Linked DNA regions of Homo sapiens: all the other regions are linked to region 2. A link is a loop called in an ENCODE intact Hi-C map of the cell type or tissue named here. Cell type or tissue: B cell. All regions are shown on one strand. Region 1 overlaps HPS4 (HPS4 biogenesis of lysosomal organelles complex 3 subunit 2). Region 2 holds the start of LOC124905096 (a long non-coding RNA gene). Region 3 has its middle 6.9 kb from the start of MIR6817.

Region 1 (8,000 bases), 100 kb before region 2:
TTTCTCCAAGAAGAACTCGACTTGTCTGAAATCCACATTCCAGAGGCTCAGGAAGTGGAAATGGCCTCAGGTCATTTTGCCTTCCTACATGTGCCTGTTCCAGATGGCAGGGCTCCTTACTGCAAGGCATCTCTCAGCGCCTCCAGCAGCCTGGAACCCACGCCTCCTGAGGACACAGCCATCAGCAGCTTGCGCCCTCCCTCTGCTCCTGAGATGCTGACCCAGCATGGAGCCCAAGAGCAGCTCGAAGACCATCCTGGCCATAGCAGCCAAGCCCCCATTCCCAGAGCAGACCCTCTCCCCAGAAGGACCCGCAGGCCCTTGTTATTGCCTCGCTTAGATCCAGGACAGAGAGGAAACAAGCTTCCCACGGGGGAACAAGGCCTGGATGAGGATGTTGATGGGGTCTGTGAAAGCCACGCAGCCCCTGGTCTGGAATGCAGTTCAGGCTCAGCAAACTGTCAGGGTGCTGGCCCCTCTGCAGATGGAATCAGCTCCAGGCTGACACCAGCAGAGTCCTGCATGGGGCTCGTGAGGATGAATCTCTACACTCACTGCGTCAAAGGGCTGGTGCTGTCCCTGCTGGCTGAGGAGCCGCTGCTGGGAGACAGCGCAGCCATAGAGGAAGTGGTGAGTGTCCTCAGACCTTCTCCTGCCCCTCTGCGGCCTCTGCCGATCTCCTGTGCTTCCCTCACAGCACTGTGCCAACACCCAGGGAAGAGATAAAGGCTCAGCCCTCAGTTGTGTGACCCTGGGCAAGACGTTCTTGTTTAGACGATGGAGGTATTACCTGCCTCTGTGGGTTTTTGTGGGGGGTAAGAGTGAGTCAAGCGCATAGCACTGGTGGTGCATTGGCATCCAACAAGTGTTGGTTCTCTTCTTCCGCTGTTTCTAGTTTTGCAGAGCGCAGGCCTTGGAGAAAGGGAAGGCCTGAGATGGAATCCTGGCCCTTGTCCTCTAGCTGTGTGAACTTGCCCACAGACCTTTGTCCCCTTGAGCCTTGGCTAACTCCTCAGTCACGTAGGGATGGTGGTAGACCTTCCTGTTCCAGATGCAGTGAGATAATGCAGGCAGAGACTGCACACGTACGTGCATGTGTTGTGCCGCCCCTGCTCATGGCCTCATTTCCTAGCCTGGACAGCTCTAGGTTCTGTGTCAGCTGGAAACTCCTCCGCAGTGTGTCACAGCCTGGGTTGGGAGTTCCCTAGAAACCCAGTGTTTCCCTCCATAGCCCCAGCATCGTACCTGATCTGAAGCTCCTTCCTAGAAGGCTGGGATGTCTGAAATCCTGCCTGGCTCTGGAGGGCTCTTAAACTATTGCAGCCCCTTCCCCGCTTAGAGGCTTAGAGTGGTAAACTGACCTTCCCTGGGGCCCACGCTGGAGATTCGTTGCTATAGTAACAGCCTTGCTTTAGTAGGCAGGGAAAGTGGTAGCAGTAAGAACAGCAGGTTGAAATTGCTGCAGGGCAAATGGTGTCTTGGGGCTTTCCTTGTTTTTATTCTTAAATGTGTATTATTCTAAGCTGATCTTACTATCATGCAGGGCTTGTGACCCTCCATAAATGAGCTAGTCACCTTGAAATACAGAAGAAGAGATAAGACTGCACAGCAGCTTCCTTGCACAGAGCTCCTAGCAAGAGAATGCTCTCTGGAGCTGTCAGGCTTCTCTGTGCCCTTTCCACAGACGCTGGATCACTGAGTTATGGCTCATTTGCTTCCTGTATCCCCATTCACCATAGCTAGGAGTGACTATCCATCTCCTTCTTATAGCAGTGCGGGGAGTTGTGGCTGCAGTGTTAAATGCCTCATCTCCCTGCCAATGCCTTGGTTTTCATGGTCTGTTCTGCACAGTGTCGAGCCTTGGAAGTGTCATTTTGAAGGGCCCAGTGTTTGAATGCAATAAAGTGGATATAATACCTCTCTTTTTACCTTCCCCCACAAAAAGGAAAAAATAGCCCAGGCTGCTCTTTGAGATGTATTCTGCACCAACTATATGTGAAATACTTCGCATCTCTCGTTTTAGCCAAGCCTTAGAACAGTTCTGGGAAGGAGGCATTGTAACTCCCATTTTACCAGTAAGAAAACAGCCTCATTGAGATGAAAAGACTTCCTGCAAGTGGCAGGTCCAGAATTCTTGCTTGTTTCTGGTTCCCCACCCCAGCCTCTCTGTCCCCCCACTGCCCTGCCCTTGCAGTGATAGCTGGGAAGCTGAAGAAAGGGGGTCAGTGTCCTGCCTTCTGTGGCTCGTGCTCTATGGCCATATCCCCTGGTTTGTCAAGGTCTATCCATGCTGTTACGACATCAGCCTCCATGGGCTTCTGTGGAAAGCAGGGTTTGATGCTGGCTAGGCCCCGGGAAATAGACTGCAGTTTTATGGAAGAGAAAAAGCTAATCTTTTCTTCTTTTTTTTTTTTTTTTTTGAGATGGAGTTCCGCTCTTGTTGCCCAGGCTGGAGTACAATGGTGTGATCTGAGCTCACTGCAACCTCCGCCTCCCCGGTTCAAGCGGTTCTCCTACCTCAACCTCCTGAGTAGCTGGGATTACAGGCATGTGCCACCAGGCCCGGCTAATTTTGTATTTTTAGTAGAGACGGGGTTTCTCCATGTTGGTCAGGCTGGTCTCGAACTCCTGACCTCAGGTAATCTGCCCGCCTCGGCCTCCCAAAGTGCTGGGATTACAGGCATGATTGCACCCATCCCTGAAAAGCTAATCTTTTCTAGTATGGAGTGACTAACTTTGATCAGCCCACTGGTTTGAGAGTGGGTTTGTTAATCAGACCCAAAGGATTTCTGTTTTATAATCAGGAAGAGGTGTTTGATTGCCTTTTTGTCCCAGACTAGCCTTGAAAATACTTTATCTGATTTCCCTGCAGCCCCTCTGCTACTGTCTAGAAAAACCAAATACCCCCAGTTACGGTGAGCACACCCCTTTTGCAAGGGCTCCTTAATGATGTTACATACTGCCAAGCTGCCCTTGTGTCATTTGGCTGTCTTGTCTTTGGGTGGATCAGCTTCCACAGGGAGTAGGGGTAGGGTGAGGGGCAGCAGGGGTTGGGATTGGTGAAAGGAGCCCTGGGTGGAGCAGCCAGGAGGGTTGGGATTGGGGCTGGAATTCCCTCAGAGGGAGTGGAATAGGCTCACACCAGGGGGCAGCATAGAGCCGCTGATAGTCCATTACTCAGACCCCAAGATAATCTCCTTGACCTTCAAACACAGTGATCAGATTAATTATTTATCACTACAATAGGACATGGAGCTTCTGTGTACAGTACATGAGGCTTGAAGTTAGTGTGAGAGTGTTGCCATAAAACATTTTATGAAAAAACACCTTCCCCCAACTGGGAAACCGGTATCTCTAAGTGAATGTGTGTTCCATGCATTGCTCCTGCTGCACGCTGTGTCACACACTGACATTTGTGCCACTTGCTTTCGTGTGCACTAGAAGTCAGAGGACCCGGGAATTAGCCTCAGCTCTGTGTTGCCTAGGGCTGTTGTGAGGATCACATTATGTAGCAGTATATATCGGTGGCTGGCAAACATTTTATGTAAAGGACCAGAAAGCAAATATTTTCAGCTTTGCACAGCTTTTCAGCTCTGCTGTTGCAGTACAAAAACAGCCATAGACAGTATATAAATGGTATGACTGTATTCCAGTAATTATTTATGGACATGGAATTGGAACTTCATATAATTTGCACATGTTACAATATTATTCTTTTGACTTTTTTCCCCAACCAAGTAAAAAAATATAAAAACCATTCTTAGGTCTCAGACTGTACAAAGATAGGCAACAGGCTGGATTTAGTTTATAGGCTAGAGTTTGCTGACCCCTGGTATGTATGAAAGCACTTGGTTATCAGTAAAAATTATCCACATGTCATCTGACATAGCATCTTGTGATTAACTGTGTTTTTATGGTTAAGTGATCCTATCTTGAGTGCAAGTTAGGCAGAAGATTTTGGAAGCAAAGCTCCGTGCCTGTGGGGAAACAGTTTTTGGCATGGCTCACTCTCTGTTCTTATTGTTTCTTCCTCTGGACACCAGCTCAGCATGGAAGGGATGACTGTTAGCACGTTCTTGAGGTCCAAAAACTTTCAGTGAGGCTGTGGTTTGACTTCATCAGGTGAATGCTTATGTGTGCCCGTGTGCGTGTCGGCACATGCACACACACACATCTGTTCAAATAAGAGGCTCAGTGTTAAACGCAGTGTTGGTCAGGCTCTCTCAGTGATCTGAACATGAGATATTATGATTGTCTTTCCTGAGCACATATCTTTTTACATAGCTCTGCAACCTTGGTTTAAACCAAATAGCTCATAAATTGGCAGTGCTTGGCATTGGATGTGTTCATTTATTCATTCATTTAGTGGATTCATTTATTGAGCACCTACTAGGAGTCAGACACTCTACTAAGCATTGAGGATACAAAACTGAGCGCATAGAAAATAACTTTGTATGTCACACCTATTGACTTGAAATATCATTTCTGAGACTTTCATACAGGAAAACTGATTTAACACCAATATACTCCCAAAATAACATGTAAGCTTCATGACATTTACTTCAGAAGCATTCTGTTTGCATCTCTGTACTTTTTATATGCACTTATTTTTCTTACATAGCTGTTGAAAAATAGTCCACAAATTATCTGTGATCTCTAAAGAGACACCATTTCTTTTATATGATTATTTTCATTTCCTTGACTTTATAAAAAGACTCTGCCTCAGGATAGCACTTTAGAGTTTACAAAGGACTTTTGGATGTGTCATTTCATTTAAGTCACTCAATAGTCCCGTACTGTTCCCATTTTGCAGTTGACTAGAAAAATGAGGCACAGAAAACTTGGTAACTTGCTCCTGGTCATTTGACTAAAAAGAGGCTGAACTTGGGATGTTTTTTACCTGGGAACTGCAAATGTTTGGGGACAGTGACCTTCTTTCTTGTGGCTGAAGCAGGCCCAGGAAACCCCATTTCAGACCAAGCCTATTATGACAGGCCTGGCCTACTGAGTCAAGCCCTCAGTGGAGCTTGAGGAACACTGCACAGCCATTAAAGAATTATATGATAGAATATTTAAAGACGAGAAAAGCAGTTCATGCTGTGTTGTTAGGTTAAAAAACTATCAGTCATTATTTATGATTTGATCTCATTTTTATTTTACAGAAAAAGAGTTACACAAAACAGTTTAGTCCAGTCTTTTCAATTGTACTTAAACTTTATCTCCTTGGAGGTTTGTAAAAATACAGGTACTTGAACCCATCTCCTTGACAGTCGTCCTCAACTGTATTCCTCTTCTGAACCATCAAGTGCAGAAAGCTGTTTGACTGACACTCAGTCCTTCCAAGAAAGCCAGGACCGTGCTAGGTGTAGCAGAGAGAAGTTACCGTGTTACATCCAGTGAGGGACTTCTGTACCCAGGGCCAGTGAGAAACAATGCGGGATGGTCCCAGGCTGTTTGTATTGTGAAATCATGCAGCCTGGGTAGGAAAGCCATGGTTAAAATAAGATACACCACAGTGGTGACAGTGGCTATTACTGGATGGTGAAATGATGGGTTGTTTTCTTGTTATTTTTTTGCTCATCTCTTTTCTAAATCTCCTACAATATAATCATTATTTTTAAAAACATTAGAACATAAGGGTGAAAGAAAAATGTTGGTGAGAGTCCATTTTGCTGGATCAAGTAGGCAGTAAGATACTCCATGAATGATTTTTTTTTTTTTTTTTCGAGACAGAGTCTCACTCTATCACCCAGGCTGGAGTGTGGTGGTGCGGTCTCGGCTCACTGCAGCCTTAAACTCCTGGCTTAAGTGATCCTCCTGCCTCGGTCTCACAAAGCACTGGGATTACAGGTGTGAGCCACCGTGCCTGGCTGGAGGATTTTTTTTTTAACTAAGTCTGTGGTTAACTAGCCCTCAGAAGGCTTGCTGAGGTCAGCCCTACAAGCCCATGACCCTCTCCCCCTTTGCAGTACCACAGCAGCCTGGCTTCACTGAATGGGCTGGAAGTCCACCTGAAAGAGACGCTGCCCAGGGATGAGGCAGCCTCCACGAGCAGCACCTACAACTTCACACATTACGACCGCATTCAGAGCTTGCTGATGGGTAAGAACCAGCCAAGGGGCCTGGGGCGACGGGGATGCCAGATTCTAGATGGGTGGAGATGAGAACTTGAGCCCCAGCATCATGATGACACGGCTGTGCACAGAGTTGTCTGACCTGCGTTCAGGGCTCTCTTCTCACCGGGAGCCCAGTCCCACTGAGTGTGGCGTTCACTGGGCAGACGCTTCTCTGCTCATGTGTCTGTTTTTGGCGTTTCCCAGTGTTTTGAGAGAAGTTCATGTTCACATATCTGTGATAGGGTTTGTCTCAGAATGTTGAGATCCACACGCAGAAACCGGGTGCTGCATCGCACAGCGGCGGCAGCCGAAGCCCAATGCCCCGGGCCTTTGTCTCTGCCCCGGGCAGCCAACTCATGGCCTTGAGCCGTGCTCAGTCCCCGTGTTCAGTACTGGGCTTCATGGGGTGGGAGGGCAGAAGGTAACTGTCTGCTCTTCACAACTCTGTGTCCTCTTCTGGAAGCAAACCTGCCGCAGGTGGCCACCCCGCAGGATCGCCGCTTCCTCCAGGCCGTCAGCCTGATGCATAGCGAATTTGCCCAGCTGCCCGCGCTTTATGAAATGACTGTCAGGTGAGCCTCCCTGAGTCGCTCCCCAACCTACTCTCCACGGTCCTGCTCATGGGAACCACCTGTGGGGCCCAGGCAGCGCCTTATTCCTAAGTAGATGAAAAACATTCTAGTTACTCTCCTTAAGGCCTTCCTTTGTCGGTTCCTATTGCCGCCATCATCCACTGTTGTGCAGTCACGTGCCATGGACTTTCTGGTTCCCTTCCTACTTTAGACGCTTGGGGTCCAGCAGTGAAGGAACCTGAGGTCCTCACCATCATGGAGCTACATCCATTACTAGGGACGGTGGCTCCGTCTCCTTGCTAGAAACAGTGTTGAAATATTGTTGTCTTTCTAATTACAAAGTAATATGGCTGGGCACAGTGGCTCACACCTGTAATCTCAGCACTTTGCGAGGCAGGGGGATCACTTGAGGTCAGGGTTCAAGACCAGCCTGGCCAACCTGGTGAAACCCTGTCTCTACTAAAAATACAAAAAATTAGCTGGGCAGGGTGGTGGGTGCCTGTAGTCCCAGCTACTCAGGAGGCTGAGGCAGGAGAATCACTTGAACCCGGGTGGCAGAGGTTATAGTGAGCTGAGATCACACCATTGCACTCCAGCCTGGGCAACAGAGTGAGACTGCGTCTCAGAAAAAAAAAAAAAAAAAAAAAAGTAATACGTGCTGATCATACAGTCATGCAGAATGCTTGGAAATGTATCAAGTAAAACATTTTCCTCTCTCATCTCCATCACACACCAGGAAATAACCACATTTTACAGTTTGGTATATATTGCTCCAGGTTTTATTGGTTTTTGGTTTTTATTTTTTGCACATATAAATTGTATTTTTAATTATTTTAAGTCTTCTAGAAAATAGGATTCTACTAATGTACAATTTTACAGTTGTCTTTTTTCACATTATGTCATAGCTTGAACACCTCCATGCCAGAAGAAATATTATGATTATTGTAATTTACAGTATTTAACCAACCGAATTTGTTTTTTTCTTTCTATATGCTTCTCTTATGAAACCAGAAAGGGAGTTTGGGCTTTAAAGATCACTTTATAAAAGCCCGAGGAGACTGGGACCTGAGAATTTGGTTGACAACTGGTAACAGAAAATAAAGCAAGTTAGCAGGTCAAGGGCAGTGCTGGCAATGTGTATATTAGTCCACGTAGTCCTTGGAACCATCTGGTCAAGGGCATTATTTTTTATTTATTTATTTTGAGATGGAGTCTCACTCTCGCCAGGCTGGAGTGCAGGGGCTCAGTCTCGGCTCATTGCAACCTCTGTCTCCTGGTTTCAAGCAATTCTTCTGCCTCAGCCTCCTGAGTA
Region 2 (8,000 bases):
CTGCTATGAACATGGGTGTACATGTTAAGCTATGCCCAGATTTCTGACCCACAGAAACTGTCAGATAATAAACGTGTTGTTTGAAGCGTCTCATTTTGCACGATGAATCTCAAGCATGCCTTCAAGACCCAGATTGCTCCCCAAAGGCATGAATTCTGTCCTTGGAACTCTGTCTTATCATCATCATAACTTCAGAATCTTTTCTGGCACTTCTTTCCCAGGCTTTAAACTCATATATGCTCATACCCAGTACAATGCCTGGTTCACAGGAAGCATTCCTTTATTTACTCAGATAATGTTTATTGAGCAATTATTATGTGCCAACAACATAAATAGTACTGAGGACACAGAGGTGAATAAAACAGATATAATCCCTGGTCCTACGGCACTTGTGGTTCAAGGCACACAGTACAGTATAGGTCCCAGCTAGAACCCTTTTCTCTGTGAACATGACTTACATTTGGGCTCTACTCAGCTTGAGTAATGTCAACTGAAACAATAGTTACCAAGCTTTCACAGATTAGGAGATTTCAAATAATAATTTAGATTTCTGGATTCTTCTGAAACATTAGAAGATTGGGCAATACTGGGTTCACATTGTTACATGGCAATGACTGGCTGGAGTTGAGTAATGGCTTTCCCTGTTAGACCAGGAATATTCTTTACTTTAGCCCCAGTCTCTGCCACTCCCTATTGTCTTTCACGTGGTACTTGCCTGGCCTTGTAGGCATTTAAATGTATCACTTTTCCAATGAAAAGATGAATGAATCAATTGATGAGTATGTTTTAGTCACAGTAATCACCATACATGAAGAATCGGGACTTTGATCTCCTCCAGTGGGTGGACGGGTAGGAATCTGGCTTCACTCTTGAGGTTGAAGGGTTTTCCTTTATACTTCAATAGCAGTCTTCCCTGGGAGTTATGAACTGTTTCCTTCCCACCCTTGAAATCTAGCCCAGAAGTCAGCCTGTGGGAAGAGACTTCCCAGGTCACTGTGCAGCTGGAGTTGCATCTTGGATGACACCATAGATAGCTCTGGCGGGCACCCATGCATTTATTCAGAAAATATATCTTGAGTGCTTACTTCATGCCCAGCAATGCGTCCAGCAATGCGGTGAGGAGGTGAATCAGACATCATTCCTGTCCTCTAGAGCTCATGGTCTGCATGCTCTAAGGGGCCAAGCAAATGTGTAAATGGACAATTTAATTAAAAATGGCAGGTGCCATAGAAGAGAGAAACTCAGAAGACCCTGGGTGGCTGCAGAAGACCCCTAAAGTAGCCAAGGGAAGGGGCTGTTGGAATAGTTGAGCGAGAGAGGCAGAGATTTTGAATGTAGCTCCCTTTCCACAAGACTCCCAGAGATGAGGCAGTAAGTGGTTCAGCTGACACTTGGCCAAGGCTAATCCTTCCACTAATTGAAGGTCATCTGTATACTTGAAGTTTGCCCCCTGGCATTCCAGAGCAGGATGGATATGCAGCCAACGCTTCTGTGTTTGAGCCCAGAATCAAATCACAAAGCCTTGCTTAAGTCAATCATGGGGCTCCCTCCAAGGCAGCACTCTATTATGTGTTTATGGATGAGACCTAAGAGGGCTGGCAAGGAATCATTCACCCTGCAGAGCGTGCCTTGGGGATGGACTGTAGGAAGGGAGAATTTTATTTTTATTTTTAAAGCCTGTGCTTTGATGTATTTTTTTTTAATGCAGGGTGGGTCTGCATTACTTTACAATAAGCATAGATGGTATAATGAACAGAACCCAGTGCCAATCATATTCTAATGATTCCTCTGAAAATATCCTGAGGAAGTCTTTGGTCCTCAACCCAGCTGAGCTCACTGCTGCATCCTTGGCAACCTGGTACAGGGTAGGTGCCCAGTAAATATTTCTTGAAAGACCTCACATCATTTCATTTAAAGGCAAATTGCAGAGCAGGAGCGCTTGGGTTCAAGTGTCCAAGGGCTCAGGATGCACATCCTAGTTGTATGTCTGTGAGCACAACTGACCTCTCTGAGCCTCAGTTTCCTCATCTTTAAAATGGGCTGTCTCAAGGTGTTGTTATGAGAATAAAACAAGCTCACGCACATGAGATGGGCAGCATATAGTGAGCACCCAATATACACTGATTATTTTTATGGCTTTTAAAACTCTTGTCATATTTTCATACCAATTGTACTGTTGTTCACTTAATACATATATATATATATATATTTTTTTTTTTTTTTGAGACAGAGTCTCACTCTGTCACTCAAGATGGAGTGCAGTGGTGTGATCTCAGCTCACTGCAACCTCAGCCTCCTGGGTTCAAGCGATTTTCCTGCCTCAGCCTCCCGAGTAGCTGGGACCACAGGCATGCGCCACCAAGCCTAGCTGATTTTTTTTGTTTTTGTATTTTTAGTAGAGACGGGGTTCCACCATTTTGGCCAGGCTGGTCTCGAACTCCTGACCTCAAGTGATCCATCCGCCTCAGCCTCCCAAAGTGCTGGGATTACAGGCATGAGCCACCACACCTGGCCTATGTAATATATTTTTAAAAATTTCTATTGACTTGTTTTTCTATTTAGATTGCACAGTATAATTTAGCCTCACTCTAAATAATAATAGTCTTATAATCAGAGGTTTCACATGTCAGTTTTAATTTTTCTAATTTTCTTAAGCCAAACGACTCACAAAAAGTTCATCTGGACACTGTTTAAAGCCGCGTGGGTATCCCCGTAGTGTATCTAATACTCCTACTCCTCGGGAAGTGCAGCCCGGTGCACAACACTTTATAGCTTTTGAACTCCCAGAGTCCAGAATACACTCTCCGTGTTTTTTTTGTTTTTGTTTTTGTTTTTTGTTTTTTTTTCAGCCCGTAGACTCTGTTCCTCCAATGTTCCATCCCTGTGCTAGGAGCTGGGTATGAAGCAGTGAATTAGAGAATCACGTTTTCTGTTCTCCCAAAACTCAGTCGAATGGGGAACAGAGAACAGTTACCGGGTCATTACAGCCCAGTGTGGTCTCAGCTGTGCTGGGGAAAGCGCACAGGAGAAGCCTCACTTTCCCGCCCCCTGGTCGGGGAGGCTTTTTCTTGATGACGTTGGTGGCTCCCTTCAGAGAACACAAATCCCTACTGTATTACCTGCAGTGCAGAAAAATGACCAGCAGGTGGCAGTGGCGACACAAAAGAATTCCCCCATGAACCTTTCCTCGGAAATTTTCTTTCATAAATTAACAGATGAATTAATACAACAAATATTCACTGGACACCTTCTGTGTGCCAGGCATTGTATGCGCCGGGCATACAATGATGAGCAAGGCGAACATGGTCCCTGCCTTCATGTAACTGAACACTAATTCAGTCCTGTATGTATTCCAGAAGTATTTCCTGATACCAAACCTGTGCTAAACACTGTCCTCGCCCTGGGGAGATGGAAGGTGCATAAAGGATAAATCGTTAGACCTGGGTGTAAAGGAGGATATTGACAGCCGACCTAGGAGCAGGACCCCCAGGCTAAGTGCTAGAATGGCCTTGGGTTATCCTGTGCCCTGGCTCCGCCCCTATGGTATTTTAATTTAATTAGTCACCCAGAGTATTCTTTTTAAAACTCTCCAGGAGATTTTAAAGTTTGGCAAGGGCTCAGAACCACTGGTTTGGTGTCCTGGCATGGTTAACATATTAACTCATCATTTAATTAATTTCCAAAGTATTTGCACAACCATTCTGTATTAGATGATTTGCATATATTATTTCTAATCCTTCTGCAAAGTCCTTGAAGGTAATAACAATCATGACCAAAACAGCCAACATTTACAATATTTACTGAGGGCATTCTCTGAGCCAGATTCCATTCTGAGTGTTTTATATCTATGAACTCATTTAGTTATCACAACAACCCTAAGACACAGATATTATATCTTTATTCCTACTTTATTTTATTTTTATTTTTGAGACAGGGTCTCATTCTGTCACCCAGGCTGGAGTGCAGTGGCGTGAACACAGCTCACTTCAGCCTTGACCTCCCTTTCAAGAGATCCTCCCACCTTAGCCTCCCGAGTCGCTGGGACCACTGGCGTGCACCATCATGCCTGGCTAATTTAAAAATTTTTTATGAAGACAGGGTCCTGAGGACCCTGAGGTTACCCAGGCTGGTCCTGAACTCCTGACCTCAAGTGATCCTCCTGTCTCGTTCTTTCAAAGTGTTGAGATTACAGGCATGAGCCATCATGCCTGGTCATCATCTCCATTTTGTATCCAAGGAGAATGCAGCGCAGAACGGTTGGGTAACGTGTTAAAGGTCACAAGCTAGTTAGTGGTATAAATAAGATTCAAATCCAGGTGGTCCAAGTCCGGTCTTAACCACTGCACCATGCAGCCATTTTACAGATGAGAAAACTGAGGCTCAGGTGGAACTCACTGGTGAAAAGTCCCCTCAAGCAGGAAGTGGCTGAGCTGCAATTTGAGCTGAGGATTCTCTAGCTTTCAAGTCAGCCTGATTCAATTTTGACCCAGTCCTCAGTAAGAGTTTGAAAACAATGTCATATGGAATTTTTCCCCAGCAGGAACCAGCTCTTGGAAGGCATTTGTGTGTATCTTCAGCACCTAGAAGATGGCAGAAGAGTCAAAGGAATAGGAACTTGAATTTGAAACTGGAGGCCTGTGTCTGCTGCACCACCTTGAGTGAGTTGCTTATGTCTCCATACTCCATTTTTTTCTGCCCATAAACAGTCTGGACCTTAGCCGAGACATGGCTAGGCAGTGACATGTAGTCACACTTTGAAATAAGATCATCTAAGGCAGGTTTTCTCAACTTAGACAGGTTTTACATTTGGAATGGATAATTCTTTGTGGTGGGGGCTGTCCTGGGCACTGGAGGATATTGAGCAGCATCCTGGGCCCTGACCTGCTAGAAGCCGGTAGCACCCCTCTTCCCTGACAAGTTGTGACAACTCATAATTTCTCTAGAAATTGTATTTACACATGTCCCCTGGAAAGCAAAATCGCCTCTGGTTGAAAACCACTGGTCGAATGTTTTAAACAATTCGGGTTGCAACTGGTGTAACTCCAGCCGTTCTCTCCCAGGAATGCAAATGAATTGGACCGATGGCCTTATAGATCTACTCACGAACCCACTCTCGTTTCTGTTTTCTTTTTCTATTTTCCCCTCTCTTTAACAATAGAAGAAAATGTACATTTCTGGAGCACATTTGAACAAAAAGCTCGAAATCAAGTCCCCTAGTAATAGTTACAAATGGTTTGCAATATGCCCTACAAGCAGTGGAGCTTTGAAACAGAGTGGTGATTAGCAGCCAATGTTAACTGACGACTTGCTATGTGCCAAGCACACCATTCATTAAAAGCCTTTATATTTATGATTGGCATGTTCGTTTTTCAATCTTTTTGGTGAGAAAGCTGGCTTGTATAAAGTCATGGTGCTTGTAAGAGGCAGGGCTGGGGTACAAACCTGGACGTGCTGGTTTTTAGTGCTGTCCATTTAATGGTTCTGCTATAACAAAGGCCCTTCTTTTACCCAAATCCCCTAGGGTTATCATGGATTTCTGTGAGAGACCGCTTTCCCAGAGACAGAGATTTCTAAATGAGGACGGGAACTCAGCTAACACTGGACATGCTGGCCAAGATGTGGCCACAGGAGACGGCTCAACAGTGGAAGCTCCTACGGTGGCCACAGTCTGGCCACAGCACCTGTGGGCTCTGTCCAGGCTGGGAAATCCCTGTGTCTCGTATCCCAGGTGTTCTGGGCTCAGGGCTGTGAGAACCAGGGCCTCCCGGGGAATCGCTGTCTCTTAAGCAAGCTAAGTGGCTCCTGGAGAGCCACTCATAAAACCCTTGCCGGATTTGTCAGATTCTTTTTAGTTTTGGTGGTGTGGTTTATGTCTTTGGGATGGTTACCTCAGGAGTCATCCACCACGTCCTTATCAAAGAGGGGAAGTTGCAACAAAGCAGAGGTGTGATAAAGACCACATTCATTTTGCTAACAATATCAACGACAGTAATAGTAACATCATTTGTCGAGCCTCCTGGGCTTGGGGGATTCAAGGATCAACTGGAGACAATCCTAGCAGGTGAGTTATGTGTTTATTCTATATATATATTTTAAAATTCTTTCTCTTTCTTACTCTAGGGAATGTGATTCTACAAACATATAAACAGATCATTTCAATAAACTGCAGCAGCTGTGGTGACAGATGTCACTGTAGGTTCCATGGGAATTCTGAGGACAGAAACACAACCCGGCCTAGGAAATCAGGGAGGACTTCCTGGAGGAGGTGGTGCTGACGATTCATTGTGATTTCCTTCATAGACCTGTCTCTCCACCCTCCTTTCCAAATAGGCCCCAGGCTCCATGAGAATGTGGGTCATATCTGTTTATACCTTACTGTTTTTCCAGGGGCTAGTGCCAGGGTTCCCAAACTTTCACCAAGGTGACCCAGGATGCCACCAGGAACTCACAGGGGGTGCTGTGGGATTTTTAAAAAAAGTTCTGAGGGCCGGGCACAGTGGCGCATGGCTGTAATCCCAGCACTTTGAGAGGTCAAGGCGGGTGGATCACAAGGTCAGGAGACCATCCTGGCTAACACGGTGAAACCCCATCTCTACTAAAAATACAAAAAATTAGCCAGGCGTGGTGGCGGGCACCTGTAGTCCCAGCTACTCTGGAGCCTGAGGCAGGAGAATGGCGTGAACCCGGGAGGTGGAGCTTGCAGTGGGCTAAGATTGCGCCACTGCACATCGGCCTGGGCAACAGAGCCAGACTCCGTCTCAAAAAAAAAAAAAAGTTCTGAGGAAACACAATGATGTGTTGGACCCTTGTGAACTACCAGCTCAAGATAGTTCACCGTTTCAACATTAGATCACGTCACCTTTGTTTTGGTGATGACTCATCATTGCAAAGCTGGATTTTTTTGTGGTGCTCGTGCTAACTGTGACAAAATCAATGTGGAACAGGAAATTAGGGTGGCGAAGTCCCATCTGATCCTAACGTTTAAGAAGATTTGCACAGCCCAACGGGTATACACATCCTCGTAGCAGCAATTGTCATTATTATTATTATTATTATTATTATTATTATTATTATTATTATTATTATTTGAGACAGAATCTTGCTCTGTCTCCCAGCCTGGAGTGCAGTGGCATGATCTCAGCTCACTGCAACCTCCGCCTCCCGGGTTCCAGCGATTCTCCCGCCTCAGCCTCCCAGGTAGCTGGGATTACAGGCACGTGCCACCACACCCAGCTAATTTTTGTATTTTTAGTAGAGACGGGGTTTCACTATGTTGGCCAGGCTGGTCTCGAACCCCTGACCTCAGGTAATCTGCCCGCCTCAGCCTCCCAAAGTGCTAGGATTACAGGTGTAAGCCATCACGCCCAGCCAGCAATTGTCATTATTTAATAATAAAAAAAACCGTTTTTCTTTTAATGTATGTGCATTACTTTTTCAAATGGCTACTATGCTGTGAAGAGATAACTACTCATTCAGTTGTTTGTACCTAACTGTTTAATAAATGGAACTGGTATTTAATAAATGGAAATGGTATTTTGGCCTAGGAAATCTGTGAAAAAATTCCTGAGACACCAAGGGTGTCATGAGTTGAGAAAGTTTGGGAACCTCTGTCCTAGCGTGTGCCTGCATATAGGAGGCCTGAACAACTGAGTAAGCTGAATGACTGAGTGAGTTGCTCCCAACAATCCTTCTTGGTAAAGGGTATTATTTTCTTTCACAGATGGGGGCTCTGAGGCCCAGAGAGGGCAAGTTACTTGCCCAAGGTCACTCAGCAGAGCTGGAGGGTGTGTCTGACTTTGACACCCAGACTCTTCCCTTTATCTCTGCCTGACCTGTCTGTTCTTAAAGTGCCCTGGGGTAAATGGACTAGGATTAAAAAGATATGGCTTTCAGTCCCAGGGGACCAAACTATGGCTTTGGGCAAGTGACTGGGCAAGAGGCTGTAGACAACCAGAGCTTATACAGTTTTCTTTTCTTTTCTTTTCTGTTTCTATGTTGTT
Region 3 (8,000 bases), 900 kb after region 2:
GTGGAAATCCATATTCCAGGGGATTCTGAGGCAGGCATCCCATCCTGAGCACGCATGGTTCTCCCCACTGGTTGAGATCTTATCTGAGAGAGAGAACGTGCTCCTCTCCACCTGTGTTTTTTTAAAACCCCACCACTCCGCTCACCTGGGTTGTCTTTGCTTTGAAGACTCACCCCTAGTGGTTTTCTTATTTCAGCCCAGGGTGCACCAAAAAAGCAAGAAAAGTTTTGTTCCTCCCATGTCAAGGTCCTGAGACTCACTCCACAGAATGATCCTGTTTTCCAGAAAAACTTGAAACACCCCAGAGGCCAGCGATGGCCAAGGAAGTGCAGAAAACCCCTCTCCTAGGGCTGATGACTGTGTTTTCAGCTTCTCCCGAGATCAGTGACTGCATCTCCACTTCTACTTTCCAAGGCCTCCCCACGGGTGGGGCATTTTTTAGAGTCACTGCCAGTCAGGAGTGAGAGGGACAGAACACAGCACCCTTCGAGGACTCATGATGATGAAAAGAGAAACTTCCTGGAAATTAAAAAAAAAATACAGAAAAGCACAAAGCAAATGGCAACAATTGCCTAAATGGCCCATACCACAAACTCAACATTTTTTAATAATCTGGCATGTTTTCCAGTCTTTTCTATGTGCATACTTCAAAAAAGTTATGTAACTCATGTATCAAAATCATTAGCATTTCGTTTAAAAAAGAAAATTGGATAGCAGCTATGTTAAATCTTTCTGAAAAAACAAACATTACGTTGATTTATGTCTATTGCTGGATAAGCTGAAGGAAAGGTCAGCAAGCCATGGCTTGTAGGACAAACCTGGCCGATACTTCATTTTATACAACCCATAAAATACAAATAGTTTTTACATTTTTAAATGGTTGGGGAAAAATCAAAGGAAGAAACTCATGTGTTCTCACTCATATGTGGGAGTTTAAAAAGTGGATCTCATGGAGGTAGAGAGTAGATTGGTGATTACCAGAGGCTGGGAAGGGAAGGTGGGGAGGGAAGGATGAAAGAGAAGTTGGATAATGGTACAGAAATACACTTAGATAGAAGAAATAAGTTCTTGTATTCAGGCCGGGCACTGTGGCTGATGCCTGTAATCTCAGCACTTTGGGAGGCAGGGGCAGGTGGATCGCTTGAGCTCAGGAGTTTGAGACCAGCCTGGGCAATATGGCAAGATGCTGTCTCTACAAAAAATACAAAAATTAGCCAGGCATGGTGGCACGTGCCTGTAATCCCAGCTACTCAGGAGGCTGAGGTGGGAGGATTGCTTGGGCCCAGGAGGCGGAGGTTGCAGTGAGCCAAGATTACGCTACTGCACTCCAGCCTGGGTGACAGAGTGAGACCCTGCCTAAAAAAAAAAAGTTCTTGTATTCAATAGTACAGCAGGGAAATTATAGTTAACAATAACGTCTTACAGATTTCAAAATATCCAGAAGAGGAAAATTGTGTTGGGCAATGTCCCCAACACAAAGAAAAGATAAAAGATAAATGTTTGAGGGGATGGGTATCCTGATTACCCTGACTTGATCATTATATATTGTATACGTGTATCAAAATATCACATCTACCCCAAAATATCAATATATTTTAAAATGTAAAAAGTAATAAAAAATCTGTGTAATACATGACAATGAAATTCAAATTTCAGCGTTCATAAAGTTTTACAGAGGTACAGCCACACCCATTCATTTACCTACTGCTGCTTCTACGTGATGCCAGCAGGGTTGAGTAGTTGCCAGAGACCATACTGCCCCCCAAAATGTGAAATATTTACTACCCAGTTCTTTACAGAAAAAGTTCGCCAACACCTACTCAAAGTCTGGTCGGTGGTAATTGTTTGTTACCAATCTGCGATGAGATAAACACAGAAATTGAGAGTAAGACTTTAGAGGCCAGGCACGGTGGCTCACGCCTGTAATCCCTGCACTTTGGGAGGCCGAGGTGGGTGGATCACCTGAGGTCGGGAGTTCAAGACCAGCCTGACCAATATGAAGAAACCCCATCTCCACTGAAAATACAAAATTAGCTGGGATTACATGCTGAGTCAGGAAAATCGCTTGAACCTGGAAGGCGGAGGTTGTGGTGAGCCGAGATCGTGCCATTGCACTCCAGCCTGGGCAACAAGAGCAAAACTCTGTCTCAAAAAAAATGAGAGAGAGACTAAAGAGAGACTAAGACTTTAGAAACTTTTGGCTGGGCATGGTGGACTCACCCCTGTAATCCCAGCACTTTGGGAGGCTGAGGCAGGAAGATCTCTTGAGGCCAGGGGTTCAAGACCAGCCTGGGCAACACAGTGAGACCCCCCCCCGCTCCCGCCCCGTCTCTTAAAAAAAAAAAAGACTTTTAATAATTTGACAGTCTGTTTTAACTGTTAATATAAAAATTTTAAATTGGGGATGATTGTTGTATTTTTCATTTTCATTTCTGGTAATTCATTTTTATATATTCTACTAACTTTTCAGTCCATAAGGTATCAAAAAAGGTAAAATACAAAAACTGATCCCTCACTACAGATGTTTTAAAAAATTCTTATAAATATCAAACATTGTTCTGTAACTTGCCTGTTTTTTTTGTTTGTTTTGTTTTACCTCCGGGAATGTTTCTGAGATATGCCCATGTTGAATATGTAAGGTGTTGTGTATCCCTTTTGTCTGTGGCATGATGATATTATTGCATGCTGATTATTTACTCATTCCCCTTCTCATGGACATGTAGGTTATTTCCAGTTTTTTGCTAGCACAGACAATGCTGTTCTGAGCATCCTGTACCTATCTCCTGGTACAGATGTGGGAGAGATTTTCCAGGGTAAACACCCAGTGAAGAAATAGCTGGGTCTCCAGATTTCTGCATCTTCAACATTACTAGAATCTGTCAAATTCTAATTTTTGCAAAGTGATGGCACCAATTTACATCACTGCAGAAGCGCTTCAGAGTTTTTGTTCCCCAATCCTTGCAAACATTTAGTATTGGCTGATGTCTGAGTTTGGGTTTAAAATTATTAGTAAGCAAGCTTCAGACCTTCATAAGCGTTGAGGAGGTGGTGAGAGGTTTTACCTTTTCCCCCTCCCTCCCGCTGTATCTCCAATTTCCTCCAGTTTCACCTGCCTGCGCTCCGCCCCCCGCAACCCCGCCACCCCCTCTGAGCTGACCTGGCCTGGGGCTGCACCTGTACCTGATTTTCATAAAACCTCCCTCCCGGTTCTCATGCACACCCCACGGCTCAGCATCTTGGGTTCTCTCAGCTCCACTAACCAGGGGCTGCCCTAGGAGGGAGCAGGACTTCCTGGCAACAGGTGACAAGGTAGGCTTGACAGGCAGGCTCCTTTGCTTTGTGTCTCTGGTACATGGAGCAGTGGCAGCGTGGGAGAGATTCCCCAATCACTATTCAATGAATGAATGAAGAGCGAAAAGGCAACTAGGGTGTCATTTATTGAGCAACTACTTCGTGTCAGCTCGGTGACCAGGTGTCTGAGAATTACCAATGGAATAAAAACCCCCGTATGGCCCTTGGTCAGATGAGGAAAGAGAGTCTCAGAGAGGTAAGGTCATTTGCCTGCCGTCACAGGGTCAATGAGTAGGAGATCTGGGACTTGACTCTAGTCCTGCCTGACTCCAGGGGCCTCTGGCTCCACTGCCTGACTTGGGGCTGTTTCCACTGCCTCTCTTAGGGCTGCCCTGTGGCTTCCTACCTGTTTCTGCCAGACTCCAATCCACTTCCCAGGGACTAGTCTGGCTGCTGAGTCCGGCTCTCCAACACCAAGAACTAGTTCCCCTGAAACCCAAGGCTCCTACAGGGCCTGCGCAGCTCAGGCCACCCGGCCATGAGCCCCAAGGATGATGCTTTGCTGACACCTGGTGGCTGCAGGGGGAAGTGGAGCCTTGGGGACGGGAAGAAAGGGTTGGCTGGGTCCTGCGGAGACAGGAGAGGAGGTAACTGTAGGCCCCGAGGAGAGGTGAGTAGGGATGACACGCAGAGCACTCCCCACGCAGAAGGGGGAGGAAGAGGGAGGAAGGACTGGGCATTCTCTAGGAAGTCCCCAGGAAGGCTAGAAGTCCGAGGTCAAGGCTTTGGCAGGGTGGGGTCCCTCTGGGGGCTGCGAGAGAGAATCTGCTCCGTGTTTCTCTCCTAGCTTCTGGTGGGTGGCCCGCAGTCTCCGGCACTCTTTGCCTTGCAGAAACATCACCCCAGCATCATCTTCACATGACATTCTCCCTGTGTGCGTGCCTGTCTCCAAGTTTCCCGTTTTCATAGACACCAGTCACGTTCCATTAGGCCCACACTACTCCAGTGTGATCTACTCTTAAAATAACTAATTACATTTGGCCGGGCATGGTAGCTCACACCTGCAGTCACAGCACTTTGGGAGGCAAAGATGGGAGGATTGCTTGAGGCCAGGAGTTTGAGACCAGCCTGGAAAACACAGGGAGTCCACCCCCCACCCCCCAATCTCTACATGAAATTAAAAAAAAAAAAAAAATAGCCAGGTGTGGTCACACACGCCTGCGGTCTCAGCTTCTCCAGAGGCTGAGGCAACAGGATCACTTGAAAGCCCAGGAGTTGGAGGCTGCAGTGAGCTATGATTGTGCCACCACACTCCAGCGTGGACAACAGAGTGAGACCCTATCACTTAAAAAAAAAATTGCACTTGCAATGACCCAGTTTCCAAATAAGGTCACATTCTCTAAGGTATTGAGGATTAGGATTTCAGCATATGAATTTGGGGGGTTCTCATTCAACCCATAATAATCACCATTGCTCTACTCTCAAACTATTACAATCCCCCCACAGTGAGAGCTTCTAGGGGCAGGGAATCTGTCTTACTTTGTATTCCTACTCTGCCCAGTTCCAGGAGTGAAACAGGCACTCAATAGGTATTGATTGAAGAATCAATGGAGAAACGGACGAGAATAACATTTATTTAGCACTTATTAGTTTCTACCTTTATGATAATCATTTTAAGCACTTTAACAAGGTTTTCAATGTGCCCCCACATCTCTGCATTCCAGCCACCACCGTGCCTTTGTGGAGTTTCTCAGAGCTACCAGGCTCCTCCCACCACAGGGCCTTTGCACGTGCCGCTCTCATCTGAGACACTCTTCTTTGGCCTCTTTACCCCTGCAACTTCTACTCTTCTTTGAGATCTCAGCTCGAGTCTTTTCCTCAAGGAAGTAGCTTAGACTTGTGCAGATTCTGTTTTTTTAACTTTTAAGTTCGGGGATACATGTGCAGGTTTGTTATAAACTCATGCCATGGGGGTTTGCTGTAGATTATTTCATCACCCAGGTACTAAGCCAAGTATCCAAATAGGCACTCAGTGGGTAATGGTTGAAGAATGAATGAAGAAATAGATGTTAGTAACATTTATTGAGCACTTACTGGTTTCTTTTTTATTATAAGTTCTGGGATACATGTGCAGAACGTGCAGGTTTGTTACACAGGTATACATGTGCCATGGTGGTTTGCTGCACCCATCAACCTGTCATCTAGGTTTTAAGCCGTGCATGCATTTGGTATTTGTCCCAATGCTCTCTCTCCCTCTTGTCCCCCACTCCCTGACAGGCCTCGGTGTGTGATGTTCCCCTCCTTGTGTCCATGTGTTCTCACTGTTCAACTCCCACTTATGAGTGAGAACATGTGGTGTTTGGTTTTCTGCTTCTGTGTTAGTTTGCTGAGAATGATGGTTTCCAGCTTCATCCATGTCCCTGCAAAGGACATGAACTCATTTTTTTATGGCTGCATAGTATTCCATGGTGTATATGGAGCACTTACTGGTTTCTACCTTTATGATAATCATTTTAACCACTTCAGCTCATTCAACAAGGTTTTCCACTTTTCCAAATGTGAGGGGATGCTTCTAAATGGAGTCCTAAAAGGGCAAGAATACCTAAAACATTCCTGAAGAATCATGTTATAGGGCCAAATGTTTTGGCACCAGGGATTGATTTTGTGGAAGACAATTTTTCACGGGCTGTGGGCAGGGGACATTAGATTCTCATTGGAGCATGCAACCTAGATCCTTTCCATGTGCAGTTCACAATAGGGTTTGCACCCCTATGAGAATCTAATACTGCCGCTGGTCTGACGGGAGGCGGGGCTCAGGCTGTAATCCCCACCTCCTGCTGTGGAGCCCCCATTCCAGGCCACGGGAGGCCCGGGAGGCCCAGGGGTGGAGGGCCCCTGTTTTAGGGACCTCAACACTGACTACAAAGCAATAGTCATTAACATAATCTGGCAAGAGTGCAGGGATACACAGACTACAGGAACAGAAAAGACAGCCCATAAAATCACCCCACCTGTGGGGAAGGGGATAGATCAGCAAGGCGACATTGCACCACAGTGCAGGAAATGGACTCCTTCATGAATGATTTAAGACACTGGACTTCCAAAAAGAAAAAAAAACTGAATCTCTACCATACACTATATACAAGAATCAGCTCCAGAAGGATTAAGAACGCAAATGTGAACAGCAAATGTTTAAAAAGTTTAGAGAAAAAAATCTATTAGGGAATTTCTTTGTGACCGGGGATTAGAAATAATTTCTTCAAGTTTGGCCAGGTGCAGTGGCTCACGCCTGTAATCCCAGCATTTTGGGAGGCTGAGGCAGGCAGATCACAAGTTCAGGGGTTCGAGACCAGCCAGACACTCAGAGGCAAGGGAATTGCAAGTCAGGTGAAGAAACAAAGGCTCAGAGAGGTTGGGCACTGTGTCCAAGGTCACACAGTTAAGAGCTAAGAAGCTGCAGAACCGTAAGACTCAGTAAGGGTTCTGTTGCCCTACTCATAGCCCAGATACTTGCCAATTCTCATTTCTATCACACACACGCACGCACACACACACACACACACACACACACCAGCTGCCAGGGGAGATCAAAGACCCACAGCAGACAAGTTGCAAGTCACACTTCATTCACTCTCTGGGAGGTCTGGAGGGTTCCTGGGCAGCAGACCTGGGTCCTGGGAAGGAGGCATGGTGGGGTGGGCACTAGTTGGAGGGGTGGAAGGCACCACATTGGTGCCCCTGCATGTCGTGGATGCAGCGCACGGACTGTACCTGAGGGTGACGGGCCCCAAAGTCGCTGCTGTCCTTGTAGTCTCCCTTCTCCAGCAGGTACTGCAGCCCACGGTAGCCAGGGTACTAGTAGCCAACCCACCTGCAGGGCCAGAGGGGAGGGGAGGGTGAACCAGGGGGACAGGAAGAGAAGCAGACAGAGAGAGAGGTGAGGGGAGAGAGATAGAGCATCCATAAGCCACTAGGAAGGGTGAAGCCTCCCAACCATTGCCACTTCCCAAGGGTAAGCAGGACACCCTTTCCACCCCACCCTTCCAGCATTGAGCCTCTGCTTTCTTCCTTCTCTTGACGGGGAGCTCACTGCCTCCTGAAGCAAATTTTGACTGAAGGCCTGTACTATACTGTACTGGGGTCAGAGCAAGGGGGTGATATCTTAAGCTCACTGAAGCTTAGAATAAGCCAGGCCTTTGAACCATCTCCCTCCAGTCTTATCCCACCTCCAAGCCTGGCTGCAAAGTCAAAGAAGAGTTGGGGGAGGTTCCAGGGGCCTTCTGATCAAAGAGGTTCCAGGGGCTACTTAATGAAAGTGCTGGTCTTCTCTCCAGAAAATGTCACACAGGCCTGGCCTGCAAGGATCTGCCTGGCCAGTCTCTGTGAACACCTCCAGCTCTACTTCTCATTCTTATGCTTCCACATCTCTGCATTCCAGCCACCATGGCCTTTGTAGAGTTTCTCAGACCTATCAGGCTCCCCACACACACACCACAGGGCCTTTGCACATGCTGCTCTCGTTGTCTGGGATGCTCTTCCTTGGCCTCTTTACCCCTGCAATTCCTACTGTTCCTTGAGATCTCAGCTCAAGAATCTTTTCTCCAAGGAAGTAGCTTAGATTCATGTGGATTCTTAAAGTATTAACAGTTGCCCCTTCTAGACTGTTGGCTACACAGGGCAGAAGCCAGATCTCTTTAATCTCCTTCACC

What was found. Peaks named below come from ENCODE experiments on the same cell type or tissue, not always from the same donor. Only the 100,000 strongest peaks of a DNase experiment are listed, where the experiment ranks them.
Region 1: a loop joins it to region 2, with 12 times the contacts of the local background. A loop is called at or near these places in 47 of 110 quality-filtered maps.
Region 3: it touches region 2 in a loop (32-fold over the local background); 5 of 110 quality-filtered maps call a loop at or near these places.

Annotation. Positions count from the first base shown.
Region 1 is chr22:26,456,547-26,464,546 of GRCh38, reverse strand. It overlaps HPS4 (HPS4 biogenesis of lysosomal organelles complex 3 subunit 2), which reads left to right. Exons shown (of 14, transcript NM_022081.6): 11 at 1-630; 12 at 5,970-6,102; 13 at 6,580-6,688. Among named protein-coding and RNA genes, the nearest start is that of HPS4, 23 kb to the left of the region's middle. In B cell, CTCF peaks have their summits at 2,975 and 3,175 (motif pointing right); a DNase peak (open chromatin) is centred at 3,126.
Region 2 is chr22:26,355,730-26,363,729 of GRCh38, reverse strand. The region is part of intron 12 of SEZ6L (seizure related 6 homolog like); the gene reads right to left. It overlaps LOC124905096 (a long non-coding RNA gene), which reads left to right and starts at 2,705. Exons shown (of 3, transcript XR_007068038.1): 1 at 2,705-8,000. In B cell, CTCF peaks have their summits at 2,954 and 3,156 (motif pointing right); a DNase peak (open chromatin) is centred at 3,119; H3K27me3 peaks cover 1,267 bases.
Region 3 is chr22:25,458,578-25,466,577 of GRCh38, reverse strand. It overlaps the pseudogene CRYBB2P1. Among named protein-coding and RNA genes, the nearest start is that of MIR6817, 6.9 kb to the right of the region's middle. In B cell, CTCF peaks have their summits at 3,638 and 3,852 (motif pointing left); a DNase peak (open chromatin) is centred at 3,847.